3 separate regions of the Mus musculus genome follow, and regions 1 and 3 are each linked to region 2. A link is a loop called in an ENCODE intact Hi-C map of the cell type or tissue named here. Cell type or tissue: left cerebral cortex. All regions are shown on one strand.

Region 1 (8,000 bases), 400 kb after region 2:
GTTCCCAGCTCCCAAGTTGGGTGTCTCACAACAACCTGTAACGTCTTCACTGGCCTCTGCCAGCAACACACATGCCAAGCCCACACTCAGACAGACAGACAGACACACATACACACACACAATAAAAATAAAAGTGAGTCAAAGTGAGAGAACCAAGGGAAGTCCTCTGTGGTACGGTGATATTTGAGCTGTGCTCTCAAAGATGTGACTATACCACTCATGCAGTAGCTGAAGCACGCACATTCTAGGCCTCGGTGGAAGGAATTGTAGGTTTTACAGGAAAGGAAACTTGGCTAGAGAACAGTAAGCAGGTCGGGGTGAGACAAATGAACGCAGAGTTAGCTAAGTCACACTGGCCCTGGACGATTAGGGCTTTTTATTCCAACTGTATGGGTAGTTCACTGAATGAAAGAGCTGACACGCTGACTAGCTTTGAGCTCTATGTCCACCCTTGTACCACACACACCCATTTTTTTCTCCACTCTCTCTGGTCTTGGCTCTTTCAGTTCCTCAAATACAGACTCTTTGCTCATGAGAGAACTTTGTGGGTTCCTCTATTTGGAACACTCTCTTCCCCTTCCTCCACCCTACAGATCCAGTCTCAGGAAGCAGCCTTTCTAGACCCAAGAAAAAGTCAGGGGGTTGTTGAAGTTGGGGCCTTATTCTTCCTCTCAGCCCCACGCTCCCAGAAATGAGACACAGACTCAAAATATATTTACAATACCTTGGCCATATGTCTAGGCTCTTCTCTGACTAGAATCATGACTTAAGATAACCCATTTACTTTAACCTACATTCCGTCACGTGGCTAGTTCTCTGTGCTCAGGTACCATGCATCTGTCTCCTTTCCAGCATCCCCTTCCAGAATTTTTTTTTCCTTCTAGATGCCCCACCTGTATTTCCTGCCTAAGCCAGAGGCTTGTTAATTTCAGGCGATGCATCCATACATTATGTAAGCTATTCTCTCTACAGGGGGTCTTTGCTACAGGCTTGTATACCAGGGCTCATTTCCCATAGAGCACTATTTCAGTGTTGTTAGTACGTGATGGGTATCTGCTTTCACAGTTAGGTAATTAGGTACAAGCATGTTGCCTGCTTTCTCTCAGTACTCAGCACAAGTGTAGCTATTCAATAAGCATCTACTTAAATGTTATAAATACATGCGGCTACAACAATATCTTCCCAGAAAACATCTGAAGATGCTGAACGGGCCATGAGCAAGTGCAGCGCTCATCAGATTTCTGGTGAACACTTAAGGACACTGGTGCCAAAGTTCAAAACAGTCCAATTAAGTCAGAATTAGAGTCCCCACCATATTTTTTTTTTTTTTGTTAATGACAAAGTCTTATGGAGCCCATGCTAGCCTAGAACTCACTGTGTAGTCAGAGGATGACCTTGCACTTCCGGCCCTCCCTTCTCTGTCTCCCACGTGATAGGATTACAAGTGCATACCGCCACAAACCTCTGTTTGTTCAGTGCTAGGAATGAAGCTTTATTCCTGCTAAAAAAAAAAAAAAAAAGCACCTGACCAACTTCACTACATCTCGCATTATATTTTTAAGTGTCCAGGAATGCAGTATGCAGCAGGATTGAAAAGTAGCATTCTGAATGAGTTTCCACTCAAACCGTGCTTTTCTACCTCGCTTACAAGGTCATCCTAAGAAAATGTGTCAAATACTCAGCTGGAACTAGACAGACCTCTACTCCAATAGTGCTCACAGATTTCCTTCTCTGGGTCTATAGACAATTTCAAAAGAAAAAAGAAATGAGGTTTTCTGGTCACATCCTCCTAATGGTTTCACTTCTCCTAGCCAATATGACTTTCCTTTCCTCAGGAAGATTCAGCAGAAAAAACAAAAACAAAACCCAACCTACTGTCTCCACACAGGTCTTTCTTCCAGCCCAGGCCTTGCAAACCTCTCTACCCTGCCGCTCAGCTATACTTACCACTTTGGTGAATGGGTAGCAGCTGAAGGGAATGTAACTTGATGTTATCAGACAAGACATAGGACGAAATATCTGGAGCAAAACGTCTGTGGGTTGAAGAAGAGACAGGGAAGAGATCTAATTTCCAGAGATTTTTAAGCTGGCATGAAAAAGCTAAAAGCTCGTGAATGAAAAGGAACTCTCATACCTATACAATAGATGCCGAACACGTAAATATTTTACTTTTTCATCTTCTAATCCTGTGGACTCCAGTTTAACAGATATCCCAGACTGTTCACATTTTTCACCAATGAGTTCCATGGGTTTTAGACAGATAACAAAATCTTCTGACTCAAGTTGTGAAGTTTCATTACTGACACCTTAAAAAATAAAATTTAAGAATTTACCCACTAAAGCGCTACCATCTTCCAGACTGAACATTAGACATATATGTCCTAGCTGTGTCTATATTGCTATGACAGAACATTGACCAAAGGCAACTTAGGGAGGATCACAATTTACTTCAGTTTACAATTCTCAGATCACACTCCATCACTGGGGAAGTTAGGGCAGGAACTCAGGGATGGAGTTGATTCAGAGGCCATAGAGGAGGGCTGCTTACTGCCTTCTTCCCAGTGGTTTCAGTCAGCCTGCTTTCTTATACAACCCAGGACTCCCTGCTCTGGAGCGCCACCATCCTCAATGGGCTAGGCCTTCTCACATCAATAGTTAAGAAAATGCCACATTGGTTTGCCTAGAGATCCGTATCACAGAGGGCATTATTTCAATTACGGTTTATTCCTCTCAAAAACAAACAAACAAACAAACAAAACAAAAAAAAACCCTCTAGCTCACTGTCAATTTAAAAAATGGGGAGGGGGCAACATTTAATAACTAGTGTTATTAAATAACTAGTGTTATTAAATGTCATTAAATATTGACTATGAGAACACAGAGTGGAAACCCATGTAGTTCAGGAACCCAGGCACAGGGACTCACAGCTATAATGACTACACTCAGGAACCTGAGACAGGAAGATCCCAAATTTGAGCAGAGCCTGCATCAAGTGAGTTCCAGGGAAGCTAGGGACACAATGGGACCCTGTCTCAACAAAAGAACACCAACTGTTTTCTCTTTAGAAACCCCTCATCTATTAACAGTTGCTCCATTACTCACCTACTGACAAATACAAGTAGAAATATATTTACACAGTGCAGAATCAACTATGGATAGTCATAAACACAAACCAGGGTAACAGGAAGACCTAAGCCCATAAGAACTGTGGCATGCCACTATAGATACCAGGTTTCTTTAAAGGTTATCAAAAAGATGATTTCTCTATAGTTAAAACTAGAAAGTCAAATGCATCACGTACCTTCCGCCTCTTTCAATGGATTGCTGGTTTCTTGTGGGTGGTGGTCAACACTCTCTCCATGTATAGGGTCTGACTCCAGTTTTAGGAGTAAGACTTCTAAATCAGACATGACAGCAACATATCCAACACAAAAAGAGATTTCAACAGGAGTGATATTATCTATGTGTATAATTAATGAACGTTCAAAGTTCAATATTGAGAATTCCTCATTAATGATATCATACTTCAAAGTAAATAACACTAACTTATTTGTACATCCAACAAGAAGATCTCCTTTCACAGGACAACACGAAAAGCACAAAGGGGCCTCAGACATTGGCATCTCAATTATAGACATCTGGTCTCTAAAGCTTTCACAGAAGGATGCCTCCACATTGTGGCCAACCATTCGAATGCACACACGGGAGTTGTCGCTCCTCTTACTCCTCCAATTCACGTAAGCACGCAGGAATATAGTTTTGTTTTTCTCCTCAATTGCTACCAGATAGTCTCCTAAAAAAGGAAGCAAGATTGCATTTGGATCTTAGAATTACAAACTCAACGACTTATTTTGCTGCCTGAAAATGGAATGTATAATATAACACAGGAATCACTAACTCAAAGAAGGAACACAGCTGACATCTAAGCAACAGCCTCTGAGGTGTGTTTTTAAGTTACATCAGCCATAGAGGTTCTGAAATACAGTCTCTTCCCATCTTAGTGTCTTACGATGACTCATTTACATTTCATCTAGCAATCTTATCACCGCTGAAAATGTGTAACTCTAGCGAAGCTCTACTAAGCTACAGTAATATTAGTATAGCTTACAAAATTCAGGTATGAATTAAGGAACTCTGAATTTAACAGAATTAACGGATGACATTTCCTTCACATCCTAGAAAAGTCACAACGCTTCAAAGTAAGATAAAACTAGAAATAGCCAAATGAAATATAAATCCAAGTTAATCTTCTTTTATCTGGTGATGATATGGGATGGTTTTCCCTATGAAAATAACATTTGTTGTGAAAATCAAAATAGTGAAATACAAAATAAAAACAATAACGACCTCCCCTTTCAATCTCATCGTTAAGAGCTAAGGTTTACACAGAGTCTGGTGTGTGACCTTCAAAACACTTCCTTTCATATAAACATGGGTCCCAGAAAGGCTTTTGTCTTCTTTGTGCTATCACACTAAATCTATTTAACAAGCTACAATTTTAAATTCATGTTGAACTTAATAATCACAGTTTTTGTAATGACTTGCTATAACTATAGTAATTTTTATTATACCTGTTTCATGAATTAAAAACCTCAAGCATGCAGGTTAGTAACTTTCTGGGGTATTGGGGTGGTGGAATCCAAGTAACTGCATAGCATAAACATAAAACAAAAACCACCTGTAATAATTTAAATAATGAATAAATCGTTTCCTCCAGACTGATACATGGCTATCCACCTGTTAGATTTATAAAATATCCTATACACATGTGCCATAGATATTTAATAATTCTCCTATTAGTACAGGTGTCAGGAGACAGGGAAATTAGTGTGACTGGAAAAAACCCAGATGTCCCTCAATAGAGGAATGTGATACAGAAAGTGTGGTACATTTATACAATGGAGTACTACTCAGCTATTAAAAACAATGAATTTATGAAATTCTTAGGCAAATGGATGGATCTGGAGGATATCATCCTGAGTGAGGTAACCCAATCACAAAAGAACTCACATGATATGCACTCACTGATAAGTGGATATTAACCCAGAAACTTAGAATACCCAAGATACAATTTTCAAAACACATGAAACTCAAGAAGAAGGAAGATCGAAGTTTGGATACTTTGCCCCTTCTTAGAACTGGGAACAAAATACCCATGGAAGGAGTTACAGAGATAAAGTTTGGAGCTAAGATGGAAGGAAGGGCCATCCAGAGACTGCCCCACCCGGGGATCCATCCCATAATCAGCCACCAAACCCAGACACTATTGCATATGGCAGCAAGATTTTGCTGAAAGGACCCTGGTATAGCTGTCTCTTGTGAGGCTATGCCAGTTTCTGGCAAATACAGAAGTGGATGCTCACAGTCATCTATTGGATGGAACACAGGGCCCCCAATGGAGGAGCTAGAGAAAGTACTCAAGGAGCTGAAGGGGTCTGTAACCCTATAGGAGGAACAACAATATGAACAAACCAGTACACCCTGAGCTCGTCTCTAGCTGCATATGTAGCAGAAGATGGCCTAGTCGGCCATCAATGGAAGGAGAGGCCCTTGGTCTTGCAAGGAATGCCAGGGCCAGAAAGCAAGAGTGGATGGGTTGGAGAGCAGGGCAGGGGGAGGGTATAGGGGACTTTCAGGGTAGCATTTGAAATGTAAATGAAGAAAATAGCTAATAAAAAATTGTTTAATAAAAAAAATTCCAAACCTACCATCTACATTTTTCCTTCCTTCCTTATTTCCTTCCTTTCTCCTTCCTTCCTTCCTTCCTTCCTTCCTTCCTTCCTTCCTTAATGCTCTTGTAATGGTTCATCATCTCAACTTGATTGGGCAAAGAAACACCTAAGAGCACACCTCTGGTTATTTCTTGTGACAACGTTTCCAAAAATGTCTAGATCATGAGCTCTGACCTAATGAATGCACTAATCCGTTTTGGAAACTTTGGTGTGGTAGGGTTGGGTGGAGGGGAGTCTGGCTAGAGGAAAGAGACTTCTGGGAGGACGGTCACTGATGAAGAGGGGATATCTGGCAATTCTATCTTGCCCTAGTCCTTCCTGTTTCTGCTTTACCTTCTAGTCACCATGATGTGAACCCTACCCACTATGGTGGGCTGAACCCTCTCAAACCATGAGCCACAGAAATCTGGTTACAGGGACCCCACAGATGACTTACTGAGTGCCCACAACTTACAAAGGGAGAGCAGCATTTGGCTGATTAGTAAGTGTAGGCTTGGGGGGGGGGGGGGTTAGGGGGTGGGCCCGTACAAAGTAAAACTGTCAACATGACCCCTCCATGGTATAGTTAAGGGAAATGGTTTTGTTTTATTGAAGATAGGTGGGGTACAGAGAGGAGGGGAGAGCAAGGAGGGAGAGGGAGAAAGAGAGGGAGGAGGGAGATAGAGAGGGAGAGGGAGGAGGGAGAGGGTAGAGTTAGAGGGAGGAGGGAAAAGGCGATGGAGGGAGAGGGACGAGGGAGAAGGAGATAAAAGGAAAGGGAGAGGGAGAGGGAGAGGGAGAGGGAGAGGGAGAGGGAGAAACAGCCAGAAGATCTGGATGAATCCAGAGCAGAGAGAGAAAGAAGTAACCTGAACATGGCCAGCTGAATAGACATGGCCAAGGTTATCTGCAAGAGAGAGAAGAGCACAGTGAGATAGCATGGACTTGGAAATATGTAATAGGTACTTCAGGGACTGAGGGAGGCCTGAGGCTAGCCTGGACCTTGGGATGCTGAGGAGTAGTATCACACGTGTATGTAGATTGAAGAGCCATAGCTCCTTTTGCCAGAGGTAAGGGAAATGACTCCTCTGACAGACAGGAACTGCCTCCACAAGTTCCTGAGGAAGGAAGGCTGGCTTTTAACTAAACACCAGAACTCCTCCTATAGCCATGGAGGAGCTCACGTCTGGATCTTTGGACTGCCCTTTGGAGTTTGGGACTTGGGGTTTCCTTTGGACCTGACAGAAAAAGAAAATGCTTTCTGCCTGGGAAAAAGGCCTCCAAAACATTCACAGTAAATATAAATGCACAGATAGTCCTGGTTGTTGACAAGGTGGATTTGCTATGGCAGAGGACACTAGGCACTGAGAGAACACAGACCAGAACATTTACTCAGAAGAAAAAAAGGCATCAAAGGAGACATCAGACAGGTTTTCTGAACTTAGGCATTGCCAGGGGTCAGCCTATTAATGTTTAGTCATGCATGGGTTAATAGAAGTTACACTCAGAAGTTGAAGTTCAACTGTGGACTGAATGCTACCTTTGAGTTATATGGCCCGTGATACTTATGCCATCCCACATGATTCCTGAAGCTCTTTAAGGCAGCCAACATGGTAATAAAAGCATCTTTGTTCTTCAAGGTTTCAAGAACGAGGTTATCATGGTTTAGTGCTAGCCTCCTCCAGTCGGTGTGGCTCAAGTCATTAGTATCCAACCAGGGCCAAGCATTTGATACAACCCAATGTAATAAATCAACCACAAGTGATAGTGACTTAAGAGGTAAAAGGGCTGGCTCCGATTTGAGATAACTTTTGAGGTCGAGCCTCCTGTGAACTTCAGGATATCATTCTCCCTCCTCTTTCTCTTGAACCAGGTTTGTTTTCTTACATTAATCTTTTAAGGGTCTGGCATAAGTGGAACCGAGCCACACGTCTTTATTTCAAGCTGTGGACGGGATCAGTCAGCATTGCATCTCCACGTGGGGTGTCTGCTTTGTTTTGCTTCGAGACATGATTACTTGTAGCCTAGGCTAGAATGGAACTCACCAAACTGCAGAGGACCTTAAACTTCAGATCCTCCGGTCTCTACCTCCAAAGTGCTAGAATGACTAGTTGAAGCAATCTGAGTAAGGAGGATCAGACCAAGGCTTCAAGCAAACTAGGCAAGCACCGGACCGTGGCACGACACCGGATCTGCGGTCGCTAAAACAACTACACAAAATGACTTTAGCACTTAGTGCCCGACCCACACTGACTGTCAGCAGCCAGCCTAGAAGAGCACCAATCCCTT
Region 2 (8,000 bases):
ACAGAATGTTCTGGATCCTCCAGATGTTACCAGCCTTTGAACCAGAAAGTGGTACAAAGGGCCCAACTGTTTCTGCCCTTCTTGGGTCTCTTCTAAAGGGCAGTCCTTGCTTTGGAACTACCAAAGGTGCTGGCAGAAGCTGTCAACTCAGCATTACTACATGATGTTTTTCGTACCAGGTCCCCCCTCTCCATTTCTACATTAAAAATGTATACATTAAAAATGTGTATTCTAATTCTTTCTCAGATTCATCTCCCTGGAGAACTTGTTGGTATGACATCTTCAAATTATATTTATTTTCTCTCAGAAAGATATTTAGAGACTGTATTAATTTTCGATTGCTGTAGTAAGACACAATGAACAATGTAATTTGTAAAAGCAAGCATCTAACTTGGGGCTTACAGTTTCAGAAGGTTAGTTCGTGGCCATCATGGTAGAAAGAAAGTGACATAGCCACCAGGTGGGTCATTGGGGAAGGAATGGAGGAAGAGAGGCAGGGAAGGAGGGAGGGAGTGATGAGAGGAGAGATCCACCTAAAATGGTAAGGGCTTTTGAAACCTCAAAGTTGATGCGCAGGGACACACCTCCTAATCTTTCCCAAATAGATTCACCAACTGTGGACCAAACATTCAAATATATTGAGCTTATGGGGTCATTCTCATTCAAACAAGCACAGAGCCTCCTGCAAATTTGACCTTTCTGCTTTCACATGTGCTATTTGATTGGGTAGGCAATTTTGTCTCAAAGTTGTCTTCTCACAGAAAGGCCCTGCCCTACTGCCTTTTAGTGTGTGCTGCTGCTAGGTCTGGCTACAGACCAATTCTTATTCTTGTTCAAGGCTGCTGTCTTTTGTTTTGTTGGGCCCTCATTGGTGAAAGCCTCCAAGGGTTTTACATTTCACCAGCCTGTGTTCAGCCTTGGCTGTTTTTATCCAGTCCTCATGGATGGCCACTTTGCTCCCCGATTGCCTGTTTTATGTTCTAGAACATGTATTCGGGAGTTGTGTTCTCTGGATCTCTTTTCCATGCTCTCACTTTTATAATGTTTTGCTTTCCAATGTCTGATGTGCTTCAAGATATGTGCACTCTGATTTACATCTTCACATTTGGTCATCATCTATGTCTGACGTATAATTTTTTTGCCTGAGCAGACCTGGTTTTAAGGTTTAAGAACTCAGTTGCTCTCTGATGCTTTTGCTACCTGTGTTCTGGTTTTCACTGTTGCAATACCTTCTTGGATTCCTAGAGGAGAACCATAAGCATTTCGAAACATACTTTTGTTCCGTTACTCATGTTATTTTTAATTCTCTTGGGCCATTTGCTTCATTTGAACTTTCTTCTATTTAAGGTGTTGTTTCCCCATTTAAGAGACAAATGGGCTTTCTCATTTACTGGGAAGGGCTGAAGCGCATGCTGTATCTCATCAAGAGCTCAGCGATTTGTAGGGGAGCCCTACGGCCCTAGAGAAAAAGGAACTGAAGGCACTGAGGAAGGAGCCTTCCTGACACTATAGCCTTCATTTCCTACGGCTTCCCTGTGTGACTGTGTCTGTAGCTCACGTGAAATTTTGTAATAAGAGACAAAAAAATAAAAGAAACCACCATCATCCCCCACTTCTTGGTCCCCTGTGCTTCTTCCTCTTAAGTTGCTTGAGGGTGATGGTTTCTCTCACAGTGCAAAGATGCTGTAACAATGACCTGAAAATAATCACTTTGTTTCCTACCCTTGCAAAATAAGAAAATGAACTAAGAACACGATAGCGGCTCTTTGGTTTGTCTATGAACTTACGTGGAGGAAAGCAACGCTCCCTCAACTTCCATAAAGGTTCTTTTTTCTTTTTTTCTTTTTTAACCCTGAGAAACACTAAACAACTTTAAAGATACCAGCTGCTATCTAGTCGGCATGATAACAGCCACCTAGCTCCTTTTGCTCAAACACCTGACTTGGTGAAAAGACCCAAGCCAATGGGTGGATTAAAAACAAAAAACAAAAAAAAACCAAAAAGCCCTACAACTGTGTGGGCACATTATCAGAATATGGAGACAAACACTTATCATTTTACTGTCTTAAAATGCCAAGTAATGGCCCACTTAGATAAAATATTTTTCTGAACGCTTCAGAACCATGTCAAAAATGTATTTTAATGAATGGCCCTGCGCCACGTGCCTTAAGAGGGGTGATGGGGCCAGGAGCAGGGACAGGCTGGTTATTAATGCAGGCTGCTATAAGTACTGAGCTAGCCCAACACGGTTGGGCCAAAAGCTCGAGCCAGGTAGGAGTCGAACCTACAATCTTCTGATCCGTAGTCAGACGCGTTATCCATTGCGCCACTGGCCCGTCGGCGTGGGCTACTCTAGGGGCTTTCGAGATGACAGCATGAGATCGTTCTCTACAGTCTTATAGTGAGAAGGGCAAAGGTGGCACAGGCAGGCGAGGCGAAGAATGAGAACCAGAGCCTGGGCCTCCCGAGGACTTTGTGCTAGGGTCCTTTCTAGGCCGCTCAGGAATGCGGGAGGCAAAACGATGGCTGTGCGCATGCGTAGAACGACCCGCGCCCCTAACGTCTGAGTCCTGACTAGTGCGCATGCGCAGCTCCCTCTGTCAACCGAACTCCTGATTGAGATGTGTTCAGTGTCAAGGGGCAGAACATTTCTTGTGTCCCTTCGATAGCTCAGCTGGTAGAGCGGAGGACTGTAGCTAACTCCCCGTTAGAAGACATCCTTAGGTCGCTGGTTCGACTCCGGCTCGAAGGAGACAGTAATGTTTTCTCCATGCTTATGTGTTTAGACTTACCGGTCTTGCCCGGGGCCCCACTCTCAGCTACTGTACTCGCTAACCATCTTGGCGGTTCGAGGACTTTCTCTCCCAAAAGGGCCTGTATTCTTCCGTACTCGTCAACCTTTTGCGACCTCATAGTGAGAGCGCTCTCCGACCAGTCCCAGAGTACGGGTGTACTACCACTAAGTCGGTTCCTCACGTATGCGGTTGCGCGAGCCCGCGTTCCACGCACGGGGGCGACCTTTTTCCCGGCCGCGCGGAGCAGTGACGTGGCGTTATGGAGCCCTTCCGTCAACCGGCTTGCCGCTCCCTTCGATAGCTCAGCTGGTAGAGCGGAGGACTGTAGGCTTGTGGCTGTGGACATCCTTAGGTCGCTGGTTCGATTCCGGCTCGAAGGAAAGAGCTTGCTATTTTCTTTTACCTTTTAATCCTATCTATGAGGCATGTTCGGAACAAATTTCCATGCCTCGCAGTGCGCTCCTCCTCCTCTAGGGGAGCACATAAAGGCCAGATGCCGGTGGAGGGGGATTAGCTCAAATGGTAGAGCGCTCGCTTAGCATGCGAGAGGTAGCGGGATCGATGCCCGCATCCTCCAGTTCCCCTTTTTTTGTCTTTGCATTTCTGTAGTTTTTCTTTTCATTGTTATATACCTCAATTGAAGCCGAAAGACAGTAGGCAAAACTCAGCGAGATGATTTTCAACCTTTCAACCTTGTATTTTGTGTGGTGTCCAAAACTTCCAGGCATGCATTAACCGGTATGCAACAGCCGCTCCCCAGCAAAACCCGGAAATAGACCCAGCTTTAAACCCTGGCTAAGCTGAGGGTCCGGGGCTGTGTGGCTCCACGGGGGACGAGGCCTAAGGGTGTATATCATGGCGCTGGAGTGATTTTCTTCAGAAGCGTACGGGACTCTAGTCTTCTCCAGGAAGAAATTGTGGGGCATCGCGTAGACTAGGGACTTTCACAGAGGGTAAATTGAAAATTAAAACAAACGAACAAATGAAGCAAACCAAACCAAACCGAACCAAAAAAAAAAAAAAAAAAAAAAAAAGGTCCGATTTAGGCTCCCTCGTTAAAAGACATACTACACACGTACACACATATACTTCAGTCAAGGGCAGAATTATTAGCCTTTTGACGATTATAATAAGTCATAATTCCTTTGTACATTTTAGAGTCCTGGGCAACCTGTGTGCTTTTGTTTCCAGTGTATACAATCTGCTGCAATTTCTAGCTGTCTTCCACTTTCTATCTTTCCATTTTTAATCCTATTTTGTTATTTTCAATAAAGCTTTTGATTAAATCTTTGTCACTTAAATATATCCCCCTACATAAAATTATGTATTTTTCTTATTTTACAAAGGTTCCAAGTAACTCCTCGGGGCCTGCAGGTGTGGCATGTTCACCAGGCCTCTTCTCAAAGGCTTCAGGAGCTGGGCTTGAGTTGCCTGTGCCTCCCAAGTACCGTGTGTGTGCGTGTGCGTGCGCGTGTGCGTGTGTGTGTGTATGCGTGTGCCAGAGCAGGGTGTGCAGGCCTCTAGCTCTTCACTGTCTTCCTCCGCTTTCCCAGAACTGGGGTTATTGGTGTTCACCACAGTGCTTTGCCACTTAAATCTTATTTGTGAACAATAACAATTCCTGTAAGTGTATGTGGTAAAAAGAGAAAGGAATGTCAAGTCAGATAGTAGGGATGGTATCTGCACCAGAATCCAGACACTTCCTGAGGTCAGCAATCCAGACAGGGAAGTGCAGAGGTTCAGATGTGAAAATCAGGAGGCTGGGTCACAGAGAGGTTAGTCACACAGGAAGTGAGAGCCAGTGGCTTGTGTTGACTCTGTAGGACATTGGACAGGGTGCTCAGCATCTGGGTTATTTCCCTTTCATCTTCCATAAAGCAGGATGGCCCTGTGGCACTTCCTCTCACTTAAGATAGAATTTCACTCTCTTAGCAGAGGTCCTGGAACACAGTAAGAATCAATAAGAAGGGGGATGCGGATGGAGGAAAAGGAAACGGGAGGGGAGGAGAGTGAGAGGCATAAATGCAGCCTGGTATTCTGCTGGCACACTGCAGAGCCTGGGACAGACTTCAGTACCAAGGGGCCTGGTGAACATGCTACACCCGCAGGCCCCGAGGAGTTACGTGGAATCTTTGCATATGTGTTGTCTAAACACATATGTGCTGTCTAAACACATAAGACAGTGCAGAAAAGGGGTGCTGGGCTTTCCCAAGCCAAGGAAGTAGACCAAGACTGAAAATACAGAATGTGGTTAAACACATTATGGGATGGCCATGTAATAGCGTATGTGTAAAAGTAACCACTGGCATTTTACTAAGAGCTTGTAAGAACATGGCGGCAGGGGTGTGTAGTTCCAATGGTGCTAAGGAGGACTAGAGCCTGGTGAAGGCGTCAGATAGGACCACTTGCTGGGCATCTCACTGGGTATTTCTAGCACAGAAATTGTGCCAAAAAGCTAAGAAGCTGAGTGGTGGTGGCGCACACCTTCAATCCCAGGAATTGGGTGGCAGAGGCAGGCAGATTTCTGAGTTCGAGGCCAGTCTGGTCTACAGAGTGAGTTCCAGGACAGCCAGGGCTACACAGAGAAACCCTGTCTCGGAAAAACTAAAACCATGCAGGGGCTGAGGATGGTTTCTTAGAACCATGTGGACTTCTGAGCACCGCCCTGCTGAAGCAACACAGGTTTCCAACCTCTTGAACTTGTCACAAACTCTTACAGAGGACAGAAAATATTGCTGTAAGCCAATGAGGTTGTTTGTCTTGATCATCAACATAACTGATAACTTGTTTGGTTTGTCCTTAATGGGACAAGTATTTACAATCCCATGTATGGCCATGGTCTCTGTTGAACATTTGCACGGTTTGGGTTATTTCAAATTTTTGGCAGGCCTTGACGGTGGAGACTTAATTTCTATTGTTTGAAGCTTGTATTTCTCTTGTCCTTTGTGGGTTTTGTCTGTTTCTTTAAACTTTTATTGGACATATGAAAACGTCTTGTTGACTTGCAATGCACATTTTGTAGTTAAAGTCTGTAATCAGCAATAAAAACCCAAAATGTGCAAAACAAAAAAAACAAAACAAAAACAAAAAAACCCAAAAAACAAAAAACAAAAAAAAGAAAAACTAAAACCAACACAAAACAAAAACCAACAACAACAACAACAAAAATTGTGCCAAGAAATGTTCAGAAGAAAGTATGGTATGCTAATTTTTACTCATTTTCTCAAAGATCTTCGTGATGAAGTGAAATCTAGAAAGAACAACTTTGAAGGTGGAACAATTATCAAGATAAAACACAGCTTCCAGTGAGCAGTTTGCAATCAGCTTAATACATGAAATGCCAGCGTGTAAAGCACTTGAAATTAGTCCCTTCCTTGTGATTTTTATCTTTATGAAATGTCATTTCTCATTCAAAATTTAAAGTCATATGTTCAAACTCCTTGTTGCCAGGTAGCAAGAAAAACTGTAACAGAGCCAATGAGCAGAGGCAACATGGCAAGTGACCAGTGGAGTTTCTGATCAGGTACTGGGCTCTTCTGCGTAGGTAATAACTGGGATCTCACTACACAGATGAAGGCTAGGGCTGGTTTATTTCTCAGTAACTTTTAAGATCGATGCATAAAAGCAGAAATTCTCAGGATGAGGGTCTTGCCTCTGTTGTCACTGTAAGGGGTGGTGGTTTTGTGTATTCTAGACTGGCCTTCAATAGGGTGCGGCCTTGGCTCTACCTCCCACACACTGGGAAAACAGGAATGCGCAAGTAGCTCACATTTTTTAGGAAGTGGGGTTTTTTGTTTGTTTGTTTGTTTGTTTGTTTTTATCCACAGCTTTGGCTATAGGAAACCAAAGGAAGAGCCATTGTATCTGGGTGATCTACCAAGCCTTATGGAGAGAAGGTGAAGCCCCAGCTGACAGTATATTGTTAATATGGAATCTGTGTCAAGGACCCCAGTGTAGCAGACCCAAGGAGGGAAAAAGCCTACCCCAGGTGAGGTCCACAGGGATGACAAAGCTTTCCTCTGTTCCCAGAACTAGTGAGGAGTGACTGGCCTTTAGTTAAAACCAGTGTATGCAGAAACTGTCAACCAGAGCTTCCTGCCTCTGTATGTGTGCATGCTGAGGGTGCTGCTTCTCAGAGGCCTCCCTCTGGAGGAGTTAGCCCCTTCCCTGTGTGATATACACAGGAACTTTCTGGGGGGATTTATTGTATCATGGGTGACCCCACACAGCTTTTCTAGCTGTCATTTCTTCATTCTTGTGTCCCTTGAGTCATGTTTCCAGGGCCAAGTTGTGCAGAACACAGCAGAGCCTGGTACTTGGAACAAACCCAGTTCATCTAAATTTCAAATAAAGTGTAGCCTTCTTTATGGAATGTGTAGTGTATTTTGCTTATAATAGTTGTGGGGAGGAGGACGGATGGATGTGTATTGCAGAAAACTACTAACATTTTTAGCCCAGGAGTTGGCTCAAGTACCCACATAAAAACACTTGCAACCCTAGTGCTGGGCGATGAAGACAGAAGAGTCCCAGGGGCTCACTAACCAGTCAGCCTGTGCAATTGTCCTGTCTTCAGAAGATTCAGAGCATGAGAGCTCATGGCAGCTGATGTCAGTGTCTGGCTGTCATATGCACGTACACGCAGAGCTAGCACATCTGTGCCCACACACCAAGAACACTTGGTTTACCCAAGATTAATTATTTGCTGTTTTGTTTTGTTCTGGGATTAAAGTAATTTGGAGGAGAATTAATCAATGCTGCAAGCCATGTCCTGCGTGTGTGTGTCCACTCTTCCTAAGCCCCCTCCTTCAGGGCTCACCAGTGCCTCCAGCATTCACATCATCTGGTGTTCTTACCTTGTTTTGTTTGTATTTTTCTCTGTTTTAATGATGGAATCAGTCATAACTTCCTCGATTTTACTGGGTATAAGATATTAAGCTAGAAGCAAGACTGGCCTTGCAATTCCTGGTTTTCTTTCAGTCTATGTTGATCTTGATTGCCAAAGGACTGATTTTAGAATCTTTTAGGAAGCCTTTGGGCATGTCTGTGAAGGCACTTCAAGATGGATTTAACTAAATGGAAGACCAACCCTGGATATGTGGAGCTCTGTTCCCCATTCCCTGGGGTGGAGTCCCACACCCTGTAAAAGTGTAAGCACCAGCATTTAGATTCCCCCCTGCTCCCTGAGCACCAGCATTTAGATTCCCC
Region 3 (8,000 bases), 520 kb after region 2:
AGAGAGAGAGAGAGAGAGAGAGTTAGTTAAATATATAGAGACTTACTAGTAGCTTATCAAATGCATGATAGCAGGTACTTACCATCAAAACTACCTTGCTCAGAAGCCAGATGCAACAGCTGGTTATACGTTTCAATGGAGGGTTGATAGACAAAGACTCCAGAATTGAAACAGTCAGGCCACCCTGGGTCTGGTGCTGCTGATAATTCTTCTCTTTCAAACAGATCATCAATATTTGAGAGGACCTGGTTCAAGGAGAAAGACAAAGAAAGGAATTTCAAGAATGTTCTTGCCCTGGCACACCCTTCTAAGGTTCTCCCGGTTACCCAAAACAAAAGATGGGGACAGCTATATGGCAGCCTAGGATTATTCTCCTTCATCACTTGACACTTCTTATGATAGTGGCTTTATCTGTCATGTCTTGATAGCATTTCTCAAATGAGTAGCAGGTCTCCCTTACTATGCACATCTTTTCAGCCCTTAAAGCCACACTCACCAGAGTATCTGCATCCATGAACACACATTTGGAATACTGAGTAAGTGACCAGCAGTGGAGTTTAGTCAATGTGATGCCCAACTCAGGTCTCTTCATTAAGGTTAGATGAGCAGAATCACCACTGTCCAAGACATCTACCATGATGACGTCATCAAAGACAGTCTCTAAAACTTTTCTGTAAAAATAAGTTCCAGAAAGCATCACATATACTCTTTTCATAGCACATGATACACTTACTTTAAGAGTATTAAGAGTATTCCCTTACTCTACTTCATAACCTGTCAATCACAAGACAACGGGTGCGCTGACATAGTCTACCCTCTTACATCTGTCTTTATGCACTTCAGAACACACTTTATGTGTTCACGTGCACATGAAGTAAATCCCATAAGTAATGATAACTGCTATGATGTCACCTAACTTAAGAGTGTGTGTGTGTGTGTGTGCACTCATCAGTTAGAGTGCACACACAGGAGAGCATGTGCGTGCTGAAGTCACTGGTCATGCTCAGGAACTATCTGCTTTGGTGGTTTTTGTTTTTGTTTTTTGAGAAATCTTTTCTCAGTGGGACCTGGAACTTACTGACTAGGTCAGGATGGCTGGCTAGTGAACTCCAGTGATCCAACTCTCTCTGCCTCCCTAGTGATGATATTACAGACATGTAGCACCATGATGCAAGATTTTTATATGGGTACTGGGGATTGAATTCAGGTTTCCATGTCTTTAGTGGCATGTTAATGAAACAGACACTGTATCTAGCTAGAGGAAAACTGAACGATACGAACATTTAACTACTGAGAAGCCTTTAACAGAAGAAAGATTGGTGTTGCATTTCATCTCTCAAGTTAGGTAAGTTGGCTAACAAATACATTTTAGTTCACAGAGCAACCTTGGCCTTGACACTGGCGACTGTAGTGAGTCATGGTAGTGGGGTACAAGACCAGATCTGGGTGTTTCACATCCTCACTAATGGATATATCAGAAGAAAGAGTTTGGAGCACCTTTCTCAAGAGCCATGTAGGATCAATGTCATTAATGTGGAAGATACATATATATGTATATGCACATATGTATAGTGCCTTATTTTTTAAAGGCCCTTGGCCTATGTTTACATTTTAAAAAAATATAAGGTATTCTCAATTTCTAAGAAGGCCAGGAGGTAGTAAAAACAAGACAGCACAAAGCTGCTGAAACACCAAAATCTTCTTAAGTTTACTATACAGATATCGCAAACTGAATTTCCAAACTCAAAATGAACCAATGAATCAATAAGCAGCTTACACTTCGCAGCATGTGTCCCCAACAAAATAGCAGTTTCAGAAGCCTAATAAGAAGGACTTTATTCTCTCATACATAAAGATCACTAGGTGACAAATATCAGCTAGAAATGACAATGTTCAATAGCACCTGAAGGTTTCCTTGTTTGCAGGAAACAATACAATCCTAGTTTCATTTGGGGGAAAAGGACTACAGACGAGTGAGGACAGACAGAACTTGGCAGGATCCCCCTCAGAAGACTCAGTAAGGGGGCAGTTCTCTCTCCTGAGATGGAATCAGGAAGATGGAATACAGACGGAACCTCCCTGGAGGAATCCTGGGACATCTCCCCAAAATGGGGAAGGAATGTCAAATTCCATAATCTTTAGCTTGGCATTGATTATCTGTTTTTACTTAGTGCTCCGCTCCCCAGGAAGGTGCAGGCTCCGTGCCACTGGTACAAGGGAGAAGAGTGTTAGTGTTCCAAGGACAAGGAGACAGACAGGCAGGTAATCTTTACCTCATGGAGTCTGAAACCTGTGGGCTGGTGAGTACAACCATCCTCCTAGTAGTCCTGTGCTGTTTCAAAGATGAGCCCAGGACCAGCGCACCTTTGGCATAGGCATCGTTTGTGGTCAGCGTCACAAAAGCCTGATCTTAATACAAAGAAAAAGAAGCATATCTCAGCTGAAAAGAATTTTCCCCAGGTGTTCTCTCAACCAACAGTTCAGCAAAATCATCTCACAGATCAACTTAGTTAATGAGGCAGCGGCCCCTTTTGTGGGAAAGCTCACACAGGTATCTATCTAGGAATAGGCTAAACCTGCAGCTTAGCAGGAATGCCAGGTAACCTCCAAGACGATCACAACAACCACAAAACTCAAACCCCAGTTAGAGTCCATACAAATCCTTAGAGCAAACTGTACCCCGGGAGTGGAGCTTAGGAAACGGGTGGTGATGAGAATATTCCGAAGCACACTTCCTTGCTCTTACAAGGCCTGGTGAGTGGTATTTTCATCCAGGCAAGATCCTCCTTACCCACCACCCCAGAAAGTAACTGAGCATCTGCCAAGACTGAACTTCCCACAGCGGCCTTACCTACTAGAGACCAATCACTGTTGGTGAGTTTAGACGCCGACTCTATCCAACCTCTCTCTTGTTGTCTCCTTCCATCTCTATCTCCTTTCTCTGTCTTTTCTTTATCCTAACCCACATTCTTCCCTGGGGTCCCAATCTGCATGCTTCCGAACCTTCCATACGTTAGGGAAGCGTTCTACCGATAAATTATGTTCCCAGCTTTTATTGTTCTGAGCTAGGGCTTGGCTGCATAGACCAAGCTGACCAGACAACAACCCTGTCTCCAATACCAAGTACTAGTAATTAAAGGTGTAACCCATGGCCAGCTGCCTTTACTTTTCTGGGAAAATGAGCAATATACCACCTTCCCCATTCTCCCCTCCTCCCCTAACAAGAGACATGGACATACATGCCAATTTTCCCAAACCCCCATCCAGAACAGAAGTCAAACATGAATTCTTTCTCCCACTGAAGAGTCCTCATTATATCAGCCTGTAAGATTTTTCAGGCTTTTTGTAAGATTACTCTGGGGACCACCTCTGACGGGGACTTTAACATTAGCAGTTGCTGGGGCTCCAAAGCGCATAGGGATCCTAAGGTTCAAGCTCCACAGCAGTCATTTGGGGTGACTGATGTCCAAGAAGAGAGTTAGGAGATTTTGTCAGTGTTACTCTCAGGTTTCCTCATTTCCCCTTGCTTATTTTCCGGTGTGGATGCTAGAAGCAGTGGGAATTCCACTGAGCAGGGACAGTGTGGTGGGTGGGTTGTCTGGTTATCCAGCGCATTCCCCAGAAGGAAACCTGAAAGCCATTTTAACTCATACTACCGGGCCATCTTTCAGAACAACCCACTACACTACCAAGATGAAGAAAGTTGTGAATTCCCTACCTCCAGTCAATTATACTCTGTAATGACATTTGCCACATCCATCAACCTCGGCTGATACTCGCCTGTGTTATTCTTAGAACATTTCTGAGACAGTAACATTTCAAAACCATTTTGCCCCAAAAGTACTTAAAAATGAGCACAATGTGTTAAATCCAAAGAGACTTCAGGAGGTGGCGGAGAAACGTAGAGGTGGTGTAATAAACGGGTATGTAAAAACTACAGGAAGCTACGCTATGCTTTCTCAGGTTAAATTAACAAAAGGAGGGGCCAGATGTTATAAACACAAGCTAAAACACCAGACTTAGCCTACAAATGGACAGTAAGACAATTGACAGCTGGGTGGTTTAACCTTCAGATGGCCGTTCAGTTGCTGTCATAACCCAGGCTACAGCTTCAAGCTTTCAGAAGGGCCAGTTACCTCTAGTGCCCAGTCCTGGGGTTTATTCGCCTAGGGCCTGACACTTTGCAACAAGTGGCACTGAGGCCCGCCCGGGGCGCTAGCCGGCTCCCATGTAGCAGCACCCGGCTGCTGAGGCCTAAAAATAGGATCAGTGCAGCGGCCAGAGCAGGGCCGCAACCCGGTGTTTCCGTAGGGCGCCTGCTGCTCCCCATGGCAGGAGCACCTCCGGGCTCCGTGCGACCCCGGTGCGTCCGGCGCCCGCCCCACCCCGCCTGGCCTTCCCCGGATGCGGGAGACGGAAGCCACCGCTCTGCAGCGCGGCTCGGTTAGCAGCCGGAGCCGCTCTCCACGGTTCGCGAGCTACCCGGAGCTTCCCGGGCTTAGGGGCGGCGACGTCGCGGGACCCGGTTACGCGGGGCGTACCTGTCATAGTGTGGCCGGGTGGGTCGGAGGAGCCGGGCGCCGGTAGGTGACCGCGGCCAGCAGGGAGGGCGGGAGTCCGCAGCCCGCCGCTCTTATAGCGGCCGTCACGTGGCCGCGCAGGCTCAAGCCCAGGCCGCATCCTCCCCGGTGCGCACTGCGGGCGGGGCGACCCTGGGGACCCGCAGGCTGCTGTGCCCAGGGGACACCTGTTGGGGACTGCGCCGCGGGCGTTCCTTCCAGGGCCTGGGAAAGAAAGGGGGCAGAGCTGTGTGGCCTGTGGCAGGAAAAGGAAGGGTAATAAACTTTCAATTAACAGAGACCTCTCGAAAGCCACGCCAGTTACAGTATTCATTTAAACTTTTTAAACTGAAGAGAACGGTTTTGCCAAATATTTAGAATCTTACCACTGGTTTTAATCAGGTAGTTAAGACCCTTTTACCAAGTCAAGGGCATAGGAATCCCATAATGCCATATACTTGTAGGTAGGAGAAACTCAGGCTCAGAAAGTTAAGTTACTTTGCTATGATAATAAGCCTTAAGAGGAGAGGTTTGTTTCAGATCAACACACTCCCATAGAAAGCCCCAGTGCCTTTAGCATACTGGTTCTGGATAAAGGGTAGTAAGTTCCCGTAATTCTGCTTAGGTAATTCAGTTGTTTCGGTTCATCTATTTCACAAATCTTGAAGGCCAATTTGTCATTTCAGGGGGGAAGTTGAGAAATACTTTTCTAATGTAGCCTGCACCTTGCAAACACAATTCTCCCTCCCACCCACTCGGCCCAAGCACAGCAATGGTGGATCGGCGCTCTGTAAATCTTTTCTCAATAATGAACGGTGACAATATCAACTCAAAGCAGGAAACAGATACTGAAGAATAGGGAAAGACAGCACTGCAATCCTCAATATAGTCCTCAACTTACAGTCGTTGCTGAACTTCCAATTTCCAACTTCATATTAGTTCAAAAGCATTATCCATCATCAGAAACCACTTTGAATTTTGATATTTCATTGGTTAGTGATATGCAATATGGTATTCTTCCATGATGCCGAACACCTGCCCCAGTCCCCAGGCAGCAGTGAGAGCATTAAGGTAAACACATAAATGCTACTCTTTTGCTAGGCTATGGCACTGGGTACTAGATGTGGCAGAAGATTCTATATATTCACAGAGGGTCTATAAAGATACAGTCCCACACCCATCATCCTAGGCCATATCTACACCATTGCTCCTTGGCCTGTGGGCTTAGACCTCCTCCACTAGACTCAACCAGTACAAGTTAAAAAGTCAATTTTTGTTCTTTAGTCCAGGTCTCCTAGAGGCATCATTTGAAAACTACACTCTATTTTTAACTGATATTGTATTAACTTTATACATTTTTGCAGTATTGTCAGTTGGGCTTACAATGTGTAGTGATCAGGTCGGAGGAGCCAGCATAGAATAAGATGTTTTTCTTTTCTTTTTTAATCTGCAATGTTAGGGCTCAAACACAGAGTCTTGTACACATCAGGCTTGTGCTGTCCTCCTGCCCTGAGAAACTAAGGTGATTATTTTCATTGTTGTTTGGTACAAGGTTTAGTTGTGAAGGCAAAGCTGCCCTCCTATTTCTGGCCTAAAATGAGTCTCCTCCCTGAGTTTTCTGAGTGAGAATACAGGGATACACATAGAATCGGAATCTTTTTCTTTCTTTCTTTTTTTTTTTTTTCCAAGACAGGGTTTCTCTGTGTAGCCCTGGCTGTCCTGGACCTCACTTTGTAGACCAAGATGACCTTGAACTCAGAAATCCGCTGCCTCTGCCTCCCAAGCGCTAGGATCTTAAGGTCAGAGCTTTTGAAGTGTTACCCTTCACGAAGCTCTTTTGAGTCCTTCCTAGTCTTTCCATACCCACTGTGGCTTGAAGGCCAATGGACCATGTTAGGAAGACCTTCTAGTACTTGGCATATATGTCATTTTTAAGAAACAAAACTGCAGGGCAAAGGGAAAACACGATTTTCCACTTACTCAAACCTTGTGTGCTTACAAGAATTGCTCTCTTTAGGAGGTGTAAAGGCTATACTTAAACTGTACTTAAATGGAGGAAGGAGATAGAGTAGTAGGTGCTTCAATGGTGAGTGGCTCTTTTCCAGGATAATAGATGGGTCATGTAAACAAACAAACAAAAGACAAAACAAAAGAAAAAACAGAAAAAAACCCATGTACTGGCTGATTTTGTGTGTCAACCTGACACAGGCTGGAGTTATCACAGAGAAAGGAGTTTCAGTTGGGAGCCTCCACGAGATCCAGCTGTGGGGCATTTTCTCAATTAGTGATCAAGGGGGAAGGGCCCCTTGTGGGTTGTGCTGGTAGTCTTGGGTTCCAAGAGAGCAGGGAGGGAGGGAGGGAGAGAGGGAGAAGAAGGAGGGAGGGAGAGAGGGAGGAAGAGAGAGAGAGAGAGAGAGAGAGAAGAGAGAGAGAGAGAGAGAGAGAGAGAGAGAGAGAGAGAGAGAGAGAGAGAGAGAGAGAGAGTTAGAGTTTACAGCCTTTACTGATGAGAAAGACAGAAAATGAAAGGGATGCTGGAAAGGAGAGAGGCCCTTCATTCTGAGATCTTGTTTGTAGAAACTTCAGTATAGCTGATAAAACCAAATTAGGTTACCAGATAATGCATAAAGTTTTAGGACATTCTAAATATGGATATGAACGGCAACAGCAACAATGTATTTACTTGGGACAATGTATTTGCAACTTTGTATTTTACTATTTTACTATTTCAGCACTCCAGTCTCATCTAAATAACCTCCCCCTTTCATAAAGCCACTTTCTGGGCCAGTGAGATGGTTCAGTGGATAAAGGCACTTATTGCCAAGGAAACAACCTGAGTTCAATGCCCAGGAACCACAAAGCAGGAGAGGATGCTCCTGCAAGTTGTTTTCTCCACAATCATAATTAACAGCAAGCTCCCACTCCTACCCTTTCACAATAGACTAAAGAAATATAACTTAAAAATGAAGGCACAGAAAAAAGAAATTTATGAGTATATTTATAAAAGAAAATTCTTTTACATAAATAAATAAGCTTGTATTTTTTCAATTAATTTCTAAAATGAACTTAAATTTTAAGTTTTGTTTAATCTTCAAGTCTTGGAAATTAGTTCAGAAAGCCTCAGGGTTATGGATATAGCCATTGTAAAGACAATAAAGTGCCAGTCTCACTTAAGTGCAGAGGAGTTTTAATCCAGCAACAGGGCTACTCTAGCAAGGAGTTACATCCAAATATATGACACAGCTGGACTGCAGAGATGCCACACACTTTTAATCCCTCTGCCTGGAATATACACCATTGACACACCTTTAGTATACATCTTTAATCCCAAAAATAACATCCAGTTGAGGGGCAGACAAAGTGACAAATCAGAGAAAGATCTGACAGAATGAGTCAAAGATAGAATATGACCGAATATGACTTTCAGGAAAATAAACAGGT

The links. Hi-C counts contacts between places; a loop is a spot of excess contacts. Peaks named below come from ENCODE experiments on the same cell type or tissue, not always from the same donor. Only the 100,000 strongest peaks of a DNase experiment are listed, where the experiment ranks them.
Region 1: a loop joins it to region 2, with 2.3 times the contacts of the local background. A loop is called at or near these places in 7 of 42 quality-filtered maps.
Region 3: it touches region 2 in a loop (7-fold over the local background); 8 of 42 quality-filtered maps call a loop at or near these places.

The regions. Positions count from the first base shown.
Region 1 is chr3:20,027,013-20,035,012 of GRCm38, forward strand. Hps3 (HPS3, biogenesis of lysosomal organelles complex 2 subunit 1) reads right to left here. Exons shown (of 17, transcript NM_080634.4): 2 at 3,302-3,793; 3 at 2,135-2,306; 4 at 1,948-2,033. Among named protein-coding and RNA genes, the nearest start is that of Hps3, 4.3 kb to the right of the region's middle. In left cerebral cortex, no CTCF peak of the experiment used is centred here; DNase peaks (open chromatin) are centred at 489, 1,902, 3,806 and 3,870; H3K4me3 peaks cover 834 bases; H3K27ac peaks cover 602 bases.
Region 2 is chr3:19,625,696-19,633,695 of GRCm38, forward strand. n-TRacg3 (a tRNA gene) reads right to left here and starts at 2,336; the gene lies at 2,264-2,336. n-TYgta1 (a tRNA gene) reads left to right here and starts at 2,660; the gene lies at 2,660-2,752. n-TYgta2 (a tRNA gene) reads left to right here and starts at 3,087; the gene lies at 3,087-3,175. It overlaps n-TAagc14 (a tRNA gene), which reads left to right and starts at 3,300; the gene lies at 3,300-3,372. In left cerebral cortex, a CTCF peak has its summit at 3,265; DNase peaks (open chromatin) are centred at 2,322, 2,652, 3,100, 4,298 and 1 more place; H3K4me3 peaks cover 2,149 bases; H3K27ac peaks cover 1,947 bases.
Region 3 is chr3:20,150,457-20,158,456 of GRCm38, forward strand. Gyg (glycogenin) reads right to left here and starts at 4,660. Exons shown (of 7, transcript NM_013755.4): 1 at 4,542-4,660; 2 at 2,274-2,409; 3 at 497-671; 4 at 83-245. The coding sequence starts at 4,548. In left cerebral cortex, no CTCF peak of the experiment used is centred here; a DNase peak (open chromatin) is centred at 4,519; H3K4me3 peaks cover 1,502 bases; H3K27ac peaks cover 717 bases.